Linked DNA regions of Homo sapiens: region 2 is linked to region 1. A link is an interaction called in ENCODE POLR2A ChIA-PET data of the cell type or tissue named here. Cell type or tissue: HepG2. All regions are shown on one strand. Each heading gives the region's core, and the rest is flanking DNA. Links, peaks and the distances in the headings are about the cores only.

The links. Peaks named below come from ENCODE experiments on the same cell type or tissue, not always from the same donor. Only the 100,000 strongest peaks of a DNase experiment are listed, where the experiment ranks them.
Region 2: POLR2A ChIA-PET joins it to region 1 with 5 read pairs; 2 of 35 experiments call an interaction of 5 or more read pairs at or near these places.

What each region holds. Positions count from the first base shown.
Region 1 is chr10:112,288,149-112,298,496 of GRCh38, forward strand. It overlaps TECTB (tectorin beta), which reads left to right. Exons shown (of 11, transcript NM_058222.3): 6 at 5,590-5,693; 7 at 5,830-5,913; 8 at 9,921-10,083. Among named protein-coding and RNA genes, the nearest start is that of MIR6715A, 6.3 kb to the right of the region's middle. RefSeq lists an enhancer at 255-883. In HepG2, for the core only: no CTCF peak of the experiment used is centred there; DNase peaks (open chromatin) are centred at 7,503, 7,893, 8,463 and 8,973; H3K4me3 peaks cover 1,184 bases.
Region 2 is chr10:112,360,142-112,370,489 of GRCh38, forward strand. No RefSeq gene overlaps it. Among named protein-coding and RNA genes, the nearest start is that of ACSL5, 8.8 kb to the right of the region's middle. In HepG2, for the core only: no CTCF peak of the experiment used is centred there; a DNase peak (open chromatin) is centred at 5,090.

The DNA.
Region 1 (10,348 bases), core at 7,015-9,514:
CTGGAAGTGAATAATTGTTATTTTAACCAGATAAAATTATAGATATGATCCCATGAAGGTTTTACAATAGTTGGCAACACGGAGACACCAGGATTGTCAAAAATCATTGCCCACCATCAGCTGCGTAGAGCTGAGCTTCAGGCATAAACAAAACATCAAGTCTTAGAACTGGAATGAGCTTATTTTCTTAAAAAAAAATAATAATAATAAGAGACATGTCCTCAGCATCCCCCAGGCCATCCTCTGGGCTGGACAGACAGATAACGGGACACTCCCTTCAACAAGTATAGAATTAAGGGTCAAGCGTCCCCTGAGGCCCACCAAGACCTTTCCAGGACAAACGGGCCTCAGCAAAGAAGGGACTCTGCCATCCTGACACTTTCGTACTGATTAATATTCCCGCCATGGGCTCAGTTCCCTATGCCTGACCCATGTGGTTGGTATTTTTTTCTCCTCCCTTCTTCCACTTTCAGAGCATTCTTATGTGTTTCTGAAGCAACAACTGCTCCCTGCATATATTTCCATCAAATTACCAGAAAGAGAGCTCTGCCCTAGATAACACAATGGAATCAATGCACTGCTAATTGCTTAGGATCCTGAGAGCTTCAAATGCTGGGCTCTAAAAGCACCAGTTCTACTCAGCAGGCTTCCTCTTTTCTTTTCTCTCCATCCCCCTCCCACTCACTCTTGACAATATCCCATGGTTGGTATTCCTAGTGAAAAGTTATTTTGACCCTCAATACAAAATAAGGAAGGTAGTTGGCTTACGGAAATACCCTAGTGCTGTGGTTAAGAAAATGGGCCTTCTCAACAGACCACTAGTTTGAAGCCTTGTTCCATCATTTACTAGTTGTGTGACTTTGGGCAAGTTAGTTAACCAACCTCTCTGGGCTTCTATCTCTGCATTTGTTAGCAGGGATAATAATAGCACTTACCCCATAGGTTTGTTATAGAATTAAATGAAATAATCTTTAGGAAGCACTTAGCACAGTGCCTGGTACAAGTTAAGTACCCAAGAAAGTAGCCATTCTCATCATTGTAGACTTTGACTCTATTTAAAGTGGAAACTCTGAGGGCTTCTAGCATTGTTAACTTTATAAGGCTGAACATCGATGTCAGTGTTGGATTATATTGACTTTTATTCAATCAAAACAGTACTGATCATTCCTTTTAGACAGATAGAAATGAAAAAGCTTAAGACGGAAAAAATGCAAGCAATAGAGGCCAAAATCATAGACTCCAGGAGTCAAAACAAGCCTCCGAGGTGGTAAACCTTGACTTTCCACCCAAAGCCCAAAACCCTTCTGCAATATTGCTGTGGGGTGGCCTCCCTGCCTCTTCCAAAGACAATGATATTTGGGCCTTCCCATTTTAGATCAGCTCTGATATCTGACACCCTGAACTCTCGCACATGTGTCCCAGTTCTGTCTTCTGAAATAATATCATATAATTATCTGGCTGACAGTACTTCAAATATGTCCACCTTCTCCAAGCTAAACATCTTGTCTCTGTTGGTGGTTCATTCACCATCCTAGTCACTCTTCTCTGAATATGATCCAGTTGCTCAGTATCCCTATTAAAAAATGAAGCCCAAAGTTGAAGTGTTATATTCTAGACTTTATCAGACCCGTGCAGGCCATCACGGGTCAGAGGTGACCTTCTAGGTTCTGGAAGACTCTAGGAATGTGTCCTAGGAAAATAACTTTAGGGCAGTTTTTTTCACCGCTACTTCACATGGAGCAACTCCGAGATGTTTCCACATGAACTATTGTTAAGCCAGGTGTACTCATCCTTAACTTGTGACACTGGCTAGTTGTGACTCAACCGTTCACAACTGTGGGTCCCCTCTTACCCACAGTTTTGCTTTCCATGGTTTCAGTTACCCTTGGTAAACTGTGGTCCAAAAATATTAAATGGAAAATTCTAGAAATAAACAATTCTTAAGTTTTAAATTGCACACCTGTTCTGAGTAGCATGATGAAATCTTGCACCGCTCACTCTGTACTTCCTGGGATATAAATCATCCCCTTGTCCAGAATATCCACACTGTAGACACTACCTGTCTGTCAGTCACTCAGTAGCCATCCATGTTATCGGATCAAAATAAAAGTAATATATATAGGGTTTGGTACTATCTGCAGTTTCAGGCATCCACTGGGGGTCTTGAAACATATCTCCTGTGGATAAAGGAAGATTACTGGATCTGGAATAGGTTTCTAATTTTCACATTATAGAGAAAGTAGGGGAAAAATTATTCCAAGCCTTCCCTGAGCTGTTGGGTGAGAATATAGAGAACTCAATCATTAGTGTTCTATTTCAGAAACTGAATTAACGGTGTCAGCTCTGTTCTTCACTTTGTAACAGAATCAGGCAGGTTCTTCCATGAGGAGAGGTATTATTCCAATATTCTAACATTCTGCTGGCTGGTCCCTGGCAGAAAGAGTTGGGAGCGATACCTCTGACAGGTTTGGGGACTACATCGGGGTCCCCAGGTAAGTTCCTATATTTGAAAATGGCCTCTCAAAATATGACAAATCTCAGAACATAACAAGGAACATTAAAAATCACTGTAAATCTGCCACTTCAACCTGCATTTTAAGCCAGTAGATCCCTTATGATTAAGAACATTATTATCCAATTATTGCAGTCATTTAAATGGTGCAGGGGCTGACAAATGGGAGGAAGCAACTGACTTCTAGGTGACTGAATCAGGCAGCCCTTGCTGGACTTGCCATCAGTAAAATAATGTCAGAGGTACTAGGAAACAAAAGAGATTCTGAGTCGTCTCAACAAAGTCCCTGTGTGTTTGACATGTGAGGGGTAAAGTCCACTTTATTTTATCTTTATTTGTTATTTTTATTTTAAGTTCTGGGGTACATGTGCAGGATGTGCAAGTTTGTTACACTGGTAAACATATGTCATGGTGGTTTGCTACACCTAGCAACCCATCACCCAGGTATTGAGCCCAGCATGCATTAGCTATTTTTCCAAATGCTCTCCCTCCCCCACCCCACCCACCAACAGGCCCCAGTGTGTGTTGTTCCCCTCCCTGTGTCCATATGTTCTCATTGTTCAGCTCCCACTTATAAGTGAGACCATGCACTGTTCCTCTGTTAGTGTGCTGAGGATAATGGCTTCCAACTCCATCCATCTTTGCAAACGACCAGAAAGACCATTTGACCCAGCAATCCCATTACTGGGTATATACCCAAAAGAATGTATATCATTCTATTACAAAGATACATGCAACCCAAAGGAATATAAATCATTCTATTACAAAGACACATGCATGCATATGTTCATTGCAACACTATTCACAATAGCAAAGCCATGGAATCAACCCAAATGCCCATCAGTGACAGACTGGATAAAGAAAATGTGGTACATATACACCATGGAATACTATAAAGTCCATTTTAACTAGACATCCTTGCTGAAATCCGTTCCTCCTGCCACTGTCTACCTATTGCAGTTCTGCAAATCTCCAGGTCTATGAAACTCAATCTTTCAAACAGTAACCTGGTCTAAGCTTTATTCTCCTATTACATAAAGTCACAAAGGTTATGTCCATTTTGCATAGGAAGAAGCTGAGGCCTGAAAGGCTGACTTGCCTATAGTGTGTCCCAAGTTAGCGGTGGAAGCTCGGGTTAGCCCAGGATCCTTGCCCTTCCATGGTAATGCTTTTGTCTCTGAAATCTAATCCACAGGCTGGGCGCAGTGGCTCACGCCTGTAATCCCAGCACTTTGGGAGGCCGAGGCGGGCAGATCACGAGGTCAGGAGATCGAGACCATCCTGGCTAACACGGTGAAACCCTGTCTCTACTAAAAATACAAAAAATTAGCCGGGCGTGGTGGCAGGCACCTGTAGTCGCAGCTACTCGGGATGCTGAGGCAGAAGAATGGCGTGAACCCGGGAGGCAGAGTTCACAATGAGCCGAGATCGCGCCACTGCACTCCAGCCTGGGTGACAGAGCAAGACTCCATCTCAAAAAAAAAAAAAAAGAAAGAAAGAAAGCTAATCCACAGAGCAGTTCAAGATTGTTACTAGGGTTGAATGAACTCAAGACTCAGAGAATGGAGAAATCAGCCTCCTTTGAGTAAGTCAAACAGAAACACTGCTGTTATTCCTAACAGCTCACCCAGCATGTCCTGATGAGAATGGCAGGGAAATATCCCACATGCCAGGCCAGTGATCAGAACCTGCTGTTACTGTGCTCACATCGTGGTGTTGACTCCTTGCTGCCCCACTGCACTCAGAGAGTAAGACCCAGTGTTTAGTTTTTGAGGTTTTTTGTTTTTTGTTTTTGACAGAGTCTCACTCTGTCACCCAGGCTGGAGTGCAATGGTGTAATCTTGGCTCATGGCAACCTCCACCTCCCAGGTTCAAGAGATCTTCCTGCCTCAGCCTCCAGAGTAGCTGGGATTACAGGGACTACAGATGCCTGCCACCACACCCAGCTAATTTTTGTATTTTTAACAGGGACAGGGTTTCGTCATGTTGGCCAGGCTAGTCTCGAACTTGTGGCCTCAAGTGATCTGCCTGCCTCAGCCTCCCAAAGCGCTGAGACTACAAGTGTGAGCCACAGCGCCCAGCCAGCCCCAGTCTTCTTGATCAGCCCCCACAACTTATCTAACCTCACCCCCACCCCGCTCCCCACTCTCCACCCTCCTGCCTCACTTACTTGCTCCAGCCACACTGGCCTCCTTGCTGTGCTGCCAGCCACAGTCCTGCCCCAGGGCCTTTATCCTGACTCAAGCATTCTTCCCTGGATAGCTACATGGCCCCCCTCCTCACTTCCTCCAAATCTTGCTCAAATGTCACATCCTCAGTGAGGCCTCCCCAACCACTGTATTTAAAACTGCAACCTGCCCTTCCTCACACTCCTGATCTTCCTTATCCCACTCTGCATGTTTTATAGCTTTTCTAGATAATGTCCTATGGTCTATAGTTACATATTATATCATTTACTTACTTACTGTTTGTCTCCCCTGCTAGAATATGCCAGATCATTGAAGGCAGATATCTTTGCTTTGTTCGCTAACAAAATCCTGACAGAGTCCATCGTCAGTGCCCAACACATAGTAGTTGATCAATACATTGTGGTAGTGGTTGTTATTGTTGTTGATGATTGTACTGGGAATCTGGGAATCTGATCCTACACTTCCCAACCCACGCTGAAATCTGCTCAGGCAAAAAGTAGCAACGAGTGAGGGCAGAGGCGGGTGTTGTATGTGCTCAGTCCCTGTGTCCTTGGGCGATTCAGTATAACACAGTGCCTTAATATCCCTGAATTTCACTTGTTTTCCATTAGTGAAATCTCATTGGCATAAATGAGACATACAGTGTGTGTCTCACTATAATGAGCAAATCTAGAATACGTGATTATATGATGTCCTCATCCCTTCTAAGATGGCATAGTGTCTTAAGACTTAGAATTTCTCTGGTCTTGGAGGATCACTCTATGGTCTCACCTGCTTATGTCTTTGGGTTGATTCTCATCCCCACCCCATCCCAATTCATCTGCTCCTGGTAGACCTAGCTGCTCAATCTGAGAGTTCATAATGCCCAGTGTCAATTTCCTTCCAAAGAATGCCAAGTTCTCCATCAAGAAAGAAGCTCCCTTTGTCCTGGAGGCATCCGAAATCGGTTCAGATCTGTTTGCAGGAGTGGAAGCCAAAGGGTTAAGCATTAGGTAAGTACATTTCCTCCAAGTTTATATGTTTAAATGCAAAGAAAAAAAAGACTAGCTGACATACTTTTTAATCATCAGATGTTTGTAGGCATAAGATTCTCTGTTTCAAAGTGATGCCATTTTGTTTTATTTCCAGGTTTAAAGTGGTCTTGAACAGCTGTTGGGCCACCCCCTCGGCTGACTTCATGTATCCCTTGCAGTGGCAGCTGATCAACAAGGGGTAGGTACACTATCTAGAGACAGGGCTGAACAGTGGAACCAGGCATTTATCGGGCTACTTTGCTCTGGCTTGGGAAAGCTTGGGAGGAAGAGGTGAAGCCTGCTGGAGTTACAGCAGTGACACCATCTGTGGTTCCAGGCAAAGAACAAATACTAAGAAACAGGACATAGTGCATTCTAGGGGCCAGATACTGTTCTGAGAGCTTTACCTTATATTAACTCCTTTAAGCCGTACAACAAGAAAGTTAGTTTTACTATCATCCCCATTTTACAGATGTGAATACTGAGGCACAAGAGAGGGTAAGGTCTCATATTAAATGTGTGTGTGCGCATGCGTGTGTGTGCATGTGTGTATGTGTGCAAGAGGAAGTGTGCAGGCTGAATTCAAATCCAATTAGTCTGACAACAGAACCACGGTGATGATGACTAAATTAAATAATCGATATCAAAAGCTTAGCAGATGGTACTTGCTAGATAGTCCAACCATTTTAAATAAGATCATTGTTTTTATTACTAATTAAGTAGATAACCGGGAGCTTTTACAATTTGGAGTAAAGCACTAAAGTAGTACTAGAAGTGCGCCCTAGAAAGGCAATGCTGGAAGTCATACACAGGATGGTTTAGAAACGTGCATGGAAGGGAGAAAAACCAGATTAGAGGCCCTGGCAGCTATTGTGCAAGGGTGATAAGACATGAACTGCTATTGTAGCCAAGTGAATGGAACAAGGTAATAAAAAGTAGGGAGATGCTTCTGCAGGAATGAGAAAATGTAGGAACTAATCAGATAGGAGGTGGAGGAAAGGACAGCGCAAGAAATCTGGGGAGTAATGGAAAAAGATGGCTTTGTGTTCTTAAATCTGTGGACTACAAAGCTGAGGAAGAGTGTCTGGATTTGGCTGTTGGAGAAGGAGGTTTTTGGATAAGGAAATATGGATTCTCGCTGAGTTCACTAACAGACATGTTAAGCTTCAAATGATGATTGTCCAGAAGTACTTAGAATTGTACTATTGGAAATTAGAGGAGAGACAGGGCTAGACAAGAGATGTGGACATCATACACATAATTAGCAGTAAACAAAGAAGAGATCATTCTCTAAACAAAGCATGTAACAGACCAATGTGCCTGTGTTATTCTCAGAACCCATCAGGCCAAGGAAAAATTAATGTCAAGGATAAACATAATTGGATAACAAAAGTGGAGCTATTTTGGACCTCTATTTTTATTTAGCAAACACTTATACAGCTCTTACAATATACCAAACATTGTTCTAGATAGGTGTTTTACAAATATTAATTTATCTAAATGTCATTAAACCCTCTCTAAAGTAGACAGTATAATAATCATTATTTTATAGAGGAGAAAACTGAGGCACAGGTCCAGAAATGTGCCCAAGATATGGAGCTAGTAAGGAGAAGGCCTGGGATTCAGACTCAGTCAGTGTTACCTCCTGAGTGGCCTGGACAGGACAGGCTGGCCGAGGCACACCTGTGCAGCCCAGCAAAGCCTCCTGTAGAGATGGCAGCTTAATCTGGGTGTTTACCTCACATCTGCCATTGAATGATTCAATTCATTCAGCCTCTGTTAGCAATGGTGCAATCAAATGACTCCAGGAATTCTGAAATAACGTATTGACCTGCAGGGACCAGAAATTGCTATCAGGCACTGGGAACCTCTCTCAGGCAATGGTCACACTAGGCAAAGGCTTCTGCTACCCCTGGAATCATCTCTCTGCAGGGAGTTCTAGTGCCGTTGTTCCCATCTGGCAGATGTGCAACATGGCTGAAAAAGGGATGCCTGTGGCTTTGGGTGGTCTGCACAATTGTCCTCAAGCTCTAGTGTACACACAAACTGTGTAGGGTGCCTATTACGTATGCAGGTGTACTGTAAACCTACCAGATCAGAAGGACTCTGGGGAAACCCACGGAATCTGCATTTCAACACAGCCAGATGTAAGACATCCCGACCCATTTCTACATTCTTCCTAGTTGACATGGCACCTCAAAGTTGGAGATACATGCACAAAGTTCAGTGCCAAAGGGGAGAATGGAAAAGTCCACTCCCACAATCTCCAGATGATTTTTGCTCACAACACTGGGCCCCTTTGGAAAAAAAAAACCCAGTTTGCAAAAGTTCCTGGAGAGATGGCAGGAGATATATCATAAGGAATTTCCCTGTACACATGGATGCCCCAAAAGCAGCATACTTATCTCAAAGAGCAATCTGACATGGGAAAGGAGGCTCATGCAGAGAGGGCATAAAAGCCTCCTGTGGGCTTCCACCATCTAGAGGCAGCTGCCACTGAAGTGTGGGTGCTGCAGCTGGTGCCAAGAAGCAGCAGTGCCAAGGCATCTAGATCTGCCTATTTTTTGCCTCCTCCCCACCCCCTGACAAAGCTCTGCTTACATTATTTTCCACTGGCTGACCATGCCTGGGGCACTCTGGCTGCAAAGAGCTATTTTAAGAACTCCCATCTTGAGTTCATACGAGGATCTCGTGTTTATTGACAAAATGATCCTACAGAAGTCTTGTTTCACAACTTGGAAAATGCCACAGTTTCATCACTGTTCAGAGCCCACCACACACAGACCCGGCTCTGACCCCTGGTCCAGATACAAAGGTACAGCATTCCCTCACTTCACTCCCTCACTCTCACACTTGACTTCCTTAGTGCCTGCCTTTAGCTTGGCCCCCCGTTGTCTGTTTCTGAGGGAAAAGGGGTGGGGTAGAGAACATCATGAAGGTTCCCTGGGGTAACTGGACCGCTCTCTGGCGTGTGTGCCGAGTTTACCATACAAGAAGAAAGATGCTTCAGAGTTGCATTAATCTGGGGCCTGCTATGGTGCTATTCAGTGGTCTGACGCTTTCGAAACATAGACCTTTTCCTGCAGAGCGACAGACCCTGCTACCCCGTGCTACCTGCAGATAACAAACCCCCACAATAGTGTGGGCTTCTCTGTACAGTCCCAAGAATGGTTGCGTCTGTTTCCAACACCTAGTTAAAGGAACGGCACTTAGGTCATCAGTCTTTGTTAAATGAAAAAGTATGTTTGCTGAAACTAGGGTTTCTCAATGTTGGCACCTTGACATTTGGGGTGGGACCATTCTCCACTGTGGGGGCTGTGCTGTGCACTGTAGGACGTTCAGCAGCAGCCCTGGTCTCCGCCCACTCACTAGATACCAGCAGCACTTCCCCCAGCCTGGACAATCACAGTGCCAAATGTCCCCTGGGGCACAAAGTGGACCAAGCGAGAACCACTAGCTTAAATAAATGCCCATCTGTGTCATTTTTTAAACTGAATTATTACCTTTGAGACGTTGGAATATCATACAAATATTGTATTCTCATTATAGAGAATTTGGAAGAATACATAAAAATACAAAGAAGAAAACCAAAAATGCCCATAATTTTATCCCTTTGTATCAGCCTGTGTTAACATTTAGACGGTATCCTTCAGTCATTATTTCTGTGCTTATATTAAAAATGTGACCACATTTTTACAAAAGTAACTATGTAGATATATATAATTTAAATAATATACCATAAATACAAATTTTCAATGCAAAACCTCACAGTTCACACACAGAAATGTGTTGGGTGTGACTTGAGCTTAGGCAGCTGTGGCAGCAGGGGCAATGCTGCACCTGGTGCCATTGTCCTTACTTTGTATGTCCCTCAAGGGCTGGACATATTCCAGTCCTCGGAGGGCCTTATCTCCTAGGGATTTTCTTTCTTTGGGACACAGGTGTAACTTACTAAAAGTGTGACTCTTATAAGTCACTCCCCTCCCATCGTACCTTGTCTATAGAATGAGGACAGTAATACCCATCTCCTAGCTCATCAACTTGACCTCACAGTTGTGAAGATCAAGTGAGGTGCTGCTAATCAAAATGCCTGGGAAGGTTAGAGGTCATATAACCACCTCGGGAGCCTTGTGTGTAAATCGCTCAGCAGCTCTTGCTGGAGTTCAAGGAGATGACAGTTCACTCTTCTTTCCCCATCTGCCTCAGCTGCCCCACGGATGAAACCGTCCTCGTGCATGAGAATGGGAGAGATCACAGGGCAACCTTCCAATTCAATGCTTTCCGGTTCCAGAACATCCCCAAACTCTCCAAGGTGTGGTTACACTGTGAGACGTTCATCTGCGACAGTGAGAAACTCTCCTGCCCAGTGGTGAGCTGCCTCTCTCCAGAAGGACAATGTTACCTAAAGGGTGCCAGTATTGGAGGAGCTGGAGTTTGAGTGGGGAGATCATAACCAGGCCAGGGCAGCTGTGTGCTGAGGACATCTGGAGGAAATGGCACTGAGTATAAGGGCAGATGCTCGTGAGGGCAGATGCTCAGGGCCCTATCTGCCCTGCCTCCAACAACCCACATGGTCTGGCATGTGTCGCCTAACCTGCTGGGACCTGCTTTCTCATCCTTAAGCAAAGTGTGTT
Region 2 (10,348 bases), core at 4,020-6,519, 69 kb after region 1:
CTCAATAGTGACCAGCCTAGTCTATAAACTAGATGCAAGGCCAGCTGTTCGGCGTCCTAGGTCAGATAAGATGAGCTGTATCCAGGATGGTGGGTTTTAGTAAAACCTCTAGCAACTTTCTAGCTCTCCTTCCTCCAGCTCCCTCTTTCTGCCTGCCTCCCTTCAATTTCTAAATCAGTGGCCTGATCAAGTTTAGGTGAAAAGTAAAGGTTTGGCATGTTTGGGCTCTACTTCTCCCCCAGGGAAAAGGTGAGAGGCAGAAAAAGGTGCTTGACCTAAGTGGAATGCAATGCGATGAGCCTGTGATCACACTGGGGGAGAGGCAAAGGGAGCACCTACCGGTGCATTCCTGGAAAAGGCTTCAGCAAGTCCGTAAGACTACCTGAGCGTCAGTTTCCTTATCTGTGAAATGGGAAAAAGGCAGAGGGCAGAGAGCTCTGACCTTACCAGCCTCCTGCCCTAAGATACTAGGCCTCTGGTGGATTCCTAACAAATGGAAGACAGTATTCCTGGGGGCCCTGCTGGGTGATGACAGCAAGGTTCTCTTCAGTTCGGGCTTACAGGTTCCTAACGGGGACATTCCTAAAGGTAGAGCACACCGCGTACTCACTATTCTAGAAATAAGAGCAAGTAAACATGGCTGTGACCTATCAGGGTGTGAACTGCAAACTTCCCCTTGTGTTCTCAGCTCTTACAAACAGCTATGGTGCCGGTTCTGAAGATGCAGCTTCTACTAAGCAAAAGTTTGAGGAGCCAGAGGAAAGCAGAGTTAAGATCAAACTGGAAGATCATGGCTCTTAGGGCTGCAACAAAACAAAATCCCCAGGATGCAAATCCTGTCAGTAATGATGCACACAGGCACCCACGACTCCTACAAAGCTGAGGATGAGGTGTGGCCTTGGCTGACTGACAAGAACGCTCTGGTCTTGTTTCTGAAAACGTTTGTGCCAAGAGAAGAAAATTCCTCCCTCCTGGAAGCCCTGCCTGTCTCCTCTGTGCTTCAGTCATCTGCTATTTATCCTGTGTGGCTGAAACAGACTTTCTCATACCTTTGTCCTAAAGGAATGAGTCTTTGACACCTGAACAAATTTGAGGCTTTAAGCAATACTTTAAACAACGAAGTGTTCTCCCAGATATCACTATAATCTCCGGGGTAGCAGGCTAGTCTGGCCTAAATGCCAGATTTCTGAATATTTATTTCACAGTCTCTGTTCCTACTATTTCGTAGTCTCTGCTCCTCCTCCTGCCCCCATTATGCCTTGGCATGAAGAGCAAAAACTTTCAGAGGTTGTGAGGAGGAGAAGCAACCACCTGCTCCAGGTACTCAGTATTCAAAGATACGGAATGACTAACAGTGATGCCATTAATTCCAAAGCCACTTTCCATAAAATTTTAGGTTTGCCAAGACACTTTTGCTGTCATAGTGTCCCAAACACTGAGCAAATAAAGAATGTGTCCTGGCCGGGAGCGGTGGCTCACGCCTGTAATCCCAGCACTTTGGGAAGCTGACGCAGGCAGATCACCTGAGGTCAGGAGTTTGAATCCAGCTTGGTCAACATGGTGAAACCACATCTCTACTAAAAACACAAAAATTAGCCAGGCATAGTGGCAGATGCCTGTAATCCCAGCTACTCAGGAGGCTGAGGCAGGAGAATCACTTGAAACCGGGAAGCAGAGGTTGCAGTGAGCAGAGATCATGCCAATGCACTCCAGCCTGGGCAACAGAGCAAGACTCCTCAAAAAAAAAAAAAAAAGAAAAAATATGTACTAATCCATCTTTCTCTGGTGATGACACACTCTTGACCCACAGAATGTTTCTCCATCTGTGTAAATTGGCGACCTTTGTGGCACTGGGCTTGGCATCTGGCAGCTTCTTTCTGGTGGATAGCCATACATCTAAAGTGAGACAGGATGTCCCTGACTCCTCCGCCCTCTCCAGTTTCTTGTCTGGAGAAACCAGGAGCCCTCCCACTTCCTGGCATTTCCTCTCTGCTCCTGGTAAAGGCTCTTGAGCCAAGCACGTGGTGTGTCTGTCCCCAGGCTGTGAGCCCAGGGAAAGAAAGCTTGCAAGGCAGAGGATAATATCCTTAAAGGCTTGAAAAGGAGGGAGGTGCTGACATCCCCCCAGAATACTGGTATTCCTATCTATGGCACAGGAACCCCGGCTTCTCCCACTACCTTCCTGTAGAAGGCAGTGTCGCAGAATGGCTGTAAGCACAGGTTTTGGAATGAGAAAAGCTGGCATGGACAAGTTATGTATTATCTGAACCCAATTTCCTCATTCGTAATTACTCTGACAACCTTTTGCAAGGATTAAATGAAGTAGTAAATGTAAAATACACAGCATAGTGCCTGGCATGTAACAATAGCCAGTAAGTGGTAGCAGTTTTATAATAAAGGTTTATTGCTCCAGGCAAAAGATCATAAAGTCTGTTGGATGGATTCTGTGTTGACCCTAAGGAACAAATTGCTGCTGCTGCAGAAACCAGAGGAACAGGTAAAAGATGTTGCTGGGACAGGTTTCTGAAGATGCCTGGATTTATAATTGCTAATATATACAGGCATATACATAGTTTTCAAGCATTACATGGGATGATGAAGCTCTGGCTGGTTTTTAGGGGGAAAAAAGTTCTCCCAGAACAATTACAACATGTTCATTGCTGCCACTGGGCAACACTACCTTTTGCTTATATTCTGTAGGCATTAAGTCAAAGGGCCTTTGGTTTCTTTGTCTTTTTTATTTTTTTTAGACTGAGTCTCACTCTGTCACCCAGGCTGGCGTGCAGTGGCGTGATCTTGGCTCACTGCAACCTCTGCCTTCCAGGTTCAAGCTATTCTCATGCCTCAGGCCAGGCTGGTCTCAAACTCCCGACCTCAAGTGACCCGCCAACCTTGGCCTCCTAAAATGCCGTGATTACTGGCGTGAGTCACCACGCCTGGCCAGGGCCTTTAGTTTCTAAATCAGCACTGTCCAAAAAAATAACACGAGTAACATATATTATTTAAAATTTTCTAGCACACACATTTAAAAAAGTAAAAATAGCAGTTAAGATTACTTATCAAGAGTATCCTAAATATTATAATTTCAACACATAATCAGTATTTTAAACATTGAGATTTTATGTTATTTTCTTTATACCACATCTGGAAAATTTGGTGTGTGTTTTATACTTAAACACCTCTCAATTTAGACTTGCCTCATTTCAACTGCTCAGTAGCCACGTGTAGTTAGTGGTTATAGTATTGAACAGTAAATTTTCACTCTGAGCCACCCTTTTAATCCCCTGGGAGATAGCGATGTTTCCTATGGGGTGTTGAAGGTTCTGGGAATTTCAACTTGACACCTCTCTCAGTGGCCTCAGTTCTGTCTATCTGATTCTTTAATGCTCTTTGGAAGCTCTTGCTGATAAAGGAACAAGCTGCCTACATCATGACACTGAGAATAATATTTATTCAGCATACTTAAAGCCTGAGATGGGGCCGGGCACGGTGTCTCACGCCCATAATCCCAGCACTTTGAGGGGCCGAGGCGGGCAGATCACCTGGTCAGGAGTTTGAGACTGGCCGGGCCAACATGGCGAAACCCCTTCCCTACTAAAAATACAAAAATTAGCCCGGTGTGGTGGCAGGTACCTGTAATCCCAGCTACTTGGGAGGCTCAGGTGGGAGAATCGCTTGGACCTGGAAGGCGGAAGTTGCGGTGAGCTGAGATCACACCACTGTACTCCTGCCTGGGCAACAGGGCGAGGCTCCACCTCAGGGGGATAAAAAAAAAAAAAAGGCTGAGATGGGGCTGTTCACGAGCACATCCCGAGGGTTGAGGGTGATCAGTGTCTACTGGCCCTTCCATGTGTCATGTGTCATGCCCCACCCATTGGAAAGCTCAAATCTAAGGCTGAAAGGCAATTTGCTTTGGGTGTGTGGTTCAAGAAAGGGGAGGGGTGCCTGGGGTTGGGGGAGCTTTTTATTGTAATCTGGGCAAACAACATTCTTGTCAGCCAAGTGCTCACACTTGGGTAACACTTTCTTCCCACGAAGAGTAAGCACGTGTTCTCAAGAGCATGCATGCCCAAGCAATTGATATCAGCAGCTACAGTTAAGAGAAAGAGTTGCTGCCATCGCTGAGCTGTGGGGTCAGCTTCTTCCTCATACCCTGTGATGTTCCCATGGTGCAGGGTTCACTACAGGGCCCAGAATGGAGCTGTGAGCCCTTGCCGCATAGCAGACGGCTAAGAAGAAAGAGCTAGGGGGTCGCACAGCTGGGACCCGTGGAGCATTGGCCCCTCCAGTGAAGTGAAGCAAGGCTCTGAGTTGGTAATGGGCTCTGCAGCAGGCAGGATGTCCAGGCTGCTAGGGACCCCTTCTCGAGGGGGCCGGACCCTTGGCATCCGGTCCACATGTCTGGTATTGGGTCTGGCTTCCTGTAGGGCAATGGGTCTTAGTTTTCTTTGAGAGACCAGTAAAAATTCTGAAAAGAAACGCATATATAAACACACCAGTTTGCTAGGGGGTCTTGGAACGGATGGTACGCAGTCACAGATATGTGCTTGGGCTCTAGACTCAAGACCACCTAAGCTCAAAATCTGACTCTGAGACTCAGCCAACTGTTAGCTGTGTACCTTGGAGGTTTAATTAGGCTACCCCCTAGCTCTTTCTTCTTAGCCGTCTGCTATGCAGCAAGGGCTCACAGCTCCATTCCGGGCCCTGTAGTGAACCCTGCACCATGGGAACTTCATGGGGCATGAGGAAGAAGCTGACCCCACAGCTCAGCGATGGCAGCAACTCTTTCTCTTAACTGTGTTACTTGGCCTCTCTTAGATTTTCCTCTCCTTCTAAATAGCAATAAAAACTTCCATAGGGCTGCTGTGTGATTAAATGCGATAGTACTTAAATGTAGTGTTGCCACCACGCGGTAGGAGCTCAGTGATGTTCGCCATCATGAAGGCCTTCAGAGAGGATCTGGCATGAAAAACTTGAATCACTGCCCTGTAAGTTGTACTTTGAGTGTCATTAGCCTTTTGAAATATCAGATAACCAGGGAAAGGGCGAACATGAATTTCTGTGGCTGATTATGACACCCTGGTTATGAGTTAAGGGACTTCGCTCCTTCCTTCTCATATCTCAGTACACAGATAAACTTCAGAGTCAACTCTGCCATGTGGGAAGCTAAAGGTCAGTGCAACACAGCTCTGTTTTTGCCCACTGCATGCCATCACAACCTCTGCCCTGCTATTCAGCTAACTCCAGGAAGGGACATCTCCCCTCTTTCTTTGTGATCCATCATTGTGAAGTTAACAAGAATAGATCCAGCCCATAGCTCTAGGTCTTTGCTTCTCTTGCCTGTTGAGTCATGTTGTTTGACTTGAAAAGGCTTGACGTAGAGGTCAAAACAGCCTAAGATCCTTCCTAAATAAGTGTTTCGCGTGCTTCACATGTCCCAGCTACTGCAGACATCATGAGCTTTCCCTTTTCTCTCTGGTCCTCACATTTCTTCTTTGCCCTCACCAAAAATGCTTATGGTAAGCATTATTTTGTGACTGTTCCATCATCTTAATCCAGTGAAATATTCTAAAACAAAAGATCTAGAGGTTTAAGATGAATCTTCTAGATTCTGAGGTCAGAGGTTATATTAAAAGGAGAAATCTGGGGCCGGGCATGGTGGCTCACATCTGTAATCCCAGCACTTTGGGAGGCCGAGGCGTGTGGATCACTTGAGGTCAGGAGTTCAAGACCAGCCTGGCCAACGTGGTGAAACCCTGTCTCTACTAAAAATACAACAACAAAACAAAATTAGCTGGGTGTGATGGCAGGTGCCTGTAATCCCAGCTACTCGAGAGGCTGAGGCAGGAGAATTGCTTGAACCCAGGAAGCAGAGGTTGCAGTGAGCCAAGATTGTGCCACTGTACGCCAGCCTGGGCAACAGAGCGAGACCCTGTCTCAAAAAAAAGGACTTCATTAGGTTCAGTGGTCTCTGGAATCTGGACATATTCACTAAGACCTTTAAGTAACATTTGGTTGCTCTGCCTGACTCGTCTCAACCTGCTGTGAAATCTGCTTTGCAACCAGCTGTGCTTCCTAAAGAAAGGCAGATTTTCAGAGACAAGCTGCAAATCACTTGGCTTTGCAAAATCGCCTGAAATTATTAAAAAATAACACTTGGCCCCACCACCGTCATCACTCTGTTACCAAGCTATAGGATCTTGGGAAGGGATGTCATTTCTCTGAGCTTCTATTTTTCTTGTCTGTACAAATCATAACTACCTTCCAAGTGTATTGTGAGGGTCAAATGAAGTGTTTGTCACAGGACCTGGCTCCCAGCAGCCACTGGAAGTTTGGATGTTGAAAGTATTGTTCCCACTCAGACCTCACAGGTTTGCTAAGAGGCAAACTAGAAGCATTTTATAAACCGGGAGGAGCTATGTGAATGCATGATGGCACTATGTAAAGTTAGTCTGCTTATATTGTCTGTCTTTCTCTGCTTTCTAAAACATGGGGGGCTGGGTGCGGTGGCTCACACCTGTAATCCCAACACTTTGGGAAGCCAAGTCAGGCAGATCACTTGAGGTCAGGAGTTCAAGACCAGCCTGGCCAACACGGTAAAACTCCATCTCTACTAAAAATACACAAAAATAATAATAATTTAGCCAGGCATGGTGGCAGGTGCTTGTAATCCCAGCTACTCGAAAGGCTGAAGTAGGAGAATGGCTTAAACCCAGGAGGCAGAGGTTGCAGTGAGCCAAGATTGTGCCACTGCACTCTAGCCTGGGCAACAGAGTGAGACTTCATCTCAAAAGTAAAATAAAATAAAATAAAACGAGGGGAAAGCCTGGTTTCTGTTTCTGAAGAGTTGCCAGCCTCTGCCATTAAAGATAAAATGACTATTTCCAGGCTGTGTTACAAAACTCTAGAATGTTAGACTCTAGTATTCTAGAACAACATTGTGTAGTACATGTGTGGTTTCTTTGGCCCTAGGAAGAGGGTGGGAGTGTATACAAACAGTTCCCAGCAGTGTGGTTGTGAGTATGTCAGCATTGTAGCGGGATTGTATACAAACAGATCCCAGCAGCATGGTTGTGAGTATGTCAGCGTTGTAGCTGTGGGGCAGACTCCTCACTCCTCCAGACCTCACCTATGAATGACCTTAAAAGTGAAAGTTTGTACTTTTTAGGGGCTGCAGGATGCCCAAGCCTAAAGGTTATTAATTTTCGTATTGGATTCTAAATGGATATGGCTGTAGGAGGGGAGGGAGTGACAGAGCGTGTTGCAAAGAAGCTTATCTAACACGTTTTTGAAGAGAGAGGCTGTAGGAAGCAGTGGTTTATCGAGATGGTGTAGCCTGCTCGGGCACTGGAGACCTGGGTCCTGGGCTTATCTCTCTCATTAGTTAATACATCACCTGAGCCAGCTGCCTCACTTTTTGGCATTTTAGGTACCCTCACAAGTAAAATGACTGTTGTTGGATCAGCTGATGTCCCCCACACACCCACTCTCATACCCACCTGGGCTGTCTAGTGGTGATGCTGTGAGTTTTGTTTTATATTTCCCTAAAGAGGTGCGACCGTGACTGCCGATACCTCCTGCTGTGGCCAAAGCACTTCTCTGAGACTTGGCCTGCTGGCTGCTTTTGAAGACCACCTCTCTCCTGGAGCATCTGAGGAGTTCCATTCTGTGTCAAGTTTTCCCCCCACCTGCAGGCTCACCATAGCCAAGACTACCCCAAATGCAATCCCTTGTGACATTTCAGTAGCCGGGCCCTTTGAAGACAGGATAGCTGCTTGAAGCAGAGATGATCCTAAATGTGGTCCAAGGGTGGTCCCCAGAGCAGCAGCATCCGTATCACCTGGAATTGTTAGAAATGCAGATTCTTGGGCCCCAGATCAGACCTACGGAGTTAGAAATTCTAGCCAGAAATCTATGTTGTAACTAACAAGCCCTCCATGGGGATTGTGATGCTGAAGTTTGGGAACCACTGGCTTGGAGTATCTTACTCTCCAGTAAGTGTGGTATCAAAGGAGTTCAGTGGGTTGCTACTTAACACAACTGGACTCTAGTCCAGTCAAGTAGTTGTCACACCCCTAGTCCCCATTGAACTGTGTCTTCTTTAGCCACTTCTTAGAAGCCCTTTTCTTTCACATACTAAGGAAGGACTAAGACTCTAGCAAAAACGTGACCTTCAAGAGTTAATGAACAGACTGGGTGCAGTGGCTCATCCCTGTAATCCCAGCACCTTGGGAGGCCGAGGCGGGCAAATCACCTGAGGTCAGGAGTTTGAGACCAGCCTTGTGAACATATAGTGAAACTCCATCTCTACTTAAAAAATGCAAAACTTAGTCAAGCATGGTGGTGCACGCCTGTAGTCCCAGCTACTTGGGAGGCTGAGGCAGGAGAATCACTTGAACCCACAGGGCGGAGGTTGCAGTGAGCTGAGATCACACCACTGCACTCTGGCCTGCGTGACAGAGCAAAACTCCATCTCTTAAAAAAAAAAAATAGTTAGTGAACCAGGTTGGGTGCAGAGGCTCATGCCTATAATCCTAGCATTTTGGGAGGCTGCAGTGGGTGGATGACTTCAGCCCAAGAGTAAGAGGCTAGCCTGGGCAATATGGCAAAACCCATCTCTAGTAAACATTTTTAAATTAGGTATGGCGGTACATGCCTGTAGTCCCAGCTACTCTGGAGGCTGAGGTGGGAGGATAACCTGAGCCCAGAAGGTGGAAGTTGCAGTGAGCCGAGATTGCACCACTGCACTTAGCCTGGGTGACAGAGGAAGACCCTATGTCAAAAAAAGAAAAATCCTGTGTTTTGAAGAATCCAGGCCTCTGTGGCTCAGCAAACGTAGGTGGCTGGAGAGAGGACGGACCGTTACCTAAATGGTGTGGTGGCACTGACCTGTAGTCCCAGTGCTCAGGAGCCTAAGGTGGGAGGATTACCTGAGCCCAAGAAGTCAAGGCTGCAGTGAGCCATGATGTTGCTACTGCCTGAGTGACAGGAGTGAGACCCTGTCTTAAAAAAAAAAAAAAAAAAAAAAAACGGCCAGGCACAGTGGCTCACACCTGTAATCCTGGCACTTTGGAAGGCCGAGGCAGGCAGATCACTTGAGGTAAGGAGTTCAAGACTAGCCTGGCCAACATGGTGAAACCCCATCTCTACTAAAATACAAAAATCAACCAGGTGTGGTGGCACACATCTGTAGTCCTGGCTACTCCGGAGATTGAGGCAAGAGAATGTCTTGAACCCCAGGAGGCAGAGGTTGCAGTGAGCCAAGACAGACCTGCTGCACTCCAGCCTGGGCAACAGAGTGAGACTCCGTCTCAAAAAAAAAAAAAAAAAAAGTTAATGCACATGAGAATCTGACCTAAGAAGACTTCTATGTTAATATGCTAGTCTCTCCTCCACACAAGAGTCAACAGGAAGTGGTATTAGCTTCTGATTTTGGTATTGGTCACCTGACCAAATACAGTAAGTGAGAGGTGACAGCGTGCTGGCAGCCCTCACAGCCCTTGCTTGCTCTTGGCGCCTCCTCTGCCTTGGCTCCCACTTTGGCGGCACTTGAGGAGCCCTTCAGCCCGTGCTGCACTGTGGGAGCCCCTGCCTGGGCTGGCTGAGGCTGGAGCCGGCTCCCTCAGCTTGCGGGGAGGTGTGGAGGGAGAGGCGCGGGCAGGAACCGGGGCTGTACGCGGGGCTTGTGGGCCAGCGAGAGTTCCGGGTGGGCGTGGGCTCGGCAGGCCCCGCACTCAGACCAGCAGGCCTGCCCCGCTGGCCCCCGGCAGTGAGAGGCTTAGCACCTGGGCCAGCAGCTGCTGTGCTTGACTTCTCGCTGGGCCTTAGCTGCTGCCTCCCTGTGGGGCAGGGTTCGGGACCTGCAGCCTGCCATGCTTGAGCCTTCCCCCACCCAACCCCACCAGCCATGGGCTCCTGCACAGCCAGAGCCTCCCCGACGAGCACCGCCCCCTGCTCCACGTTGCCCCTTCCCATCGACCTTCCAAGTGAGAGGTGACAGCATGCTGGCAGCCCTCACAGCCCTCGCTCGCTCTGGGCACCTCCTCTGCCTGGGCTCCCACTTTGGCAGCACTTGAGGGGCCCTTCAGCCCACTGCTGCACTGTGGGAACCCCTTCCTGGGCTGGCTGAGGCCTGAGCCCGCTCCCTCAGCTTGTGGGGAGGTGTGGAGGGAGAGGCGTGGGCGGAACCGGGGCTGCGCATGGTGCTTGCGGGCCAGCCCGAGTTCCGGGTGGGTGTGGGCTCCGCGGGCCCTGCACTCAGAGCGGCCGGCTGGCCCTGCCGGCCCCAGGCAATGAGGGGCTTAGCACCCCGGCCAGCGGCTGCAGAGGGTGTGCTGGGTCCCCCAGC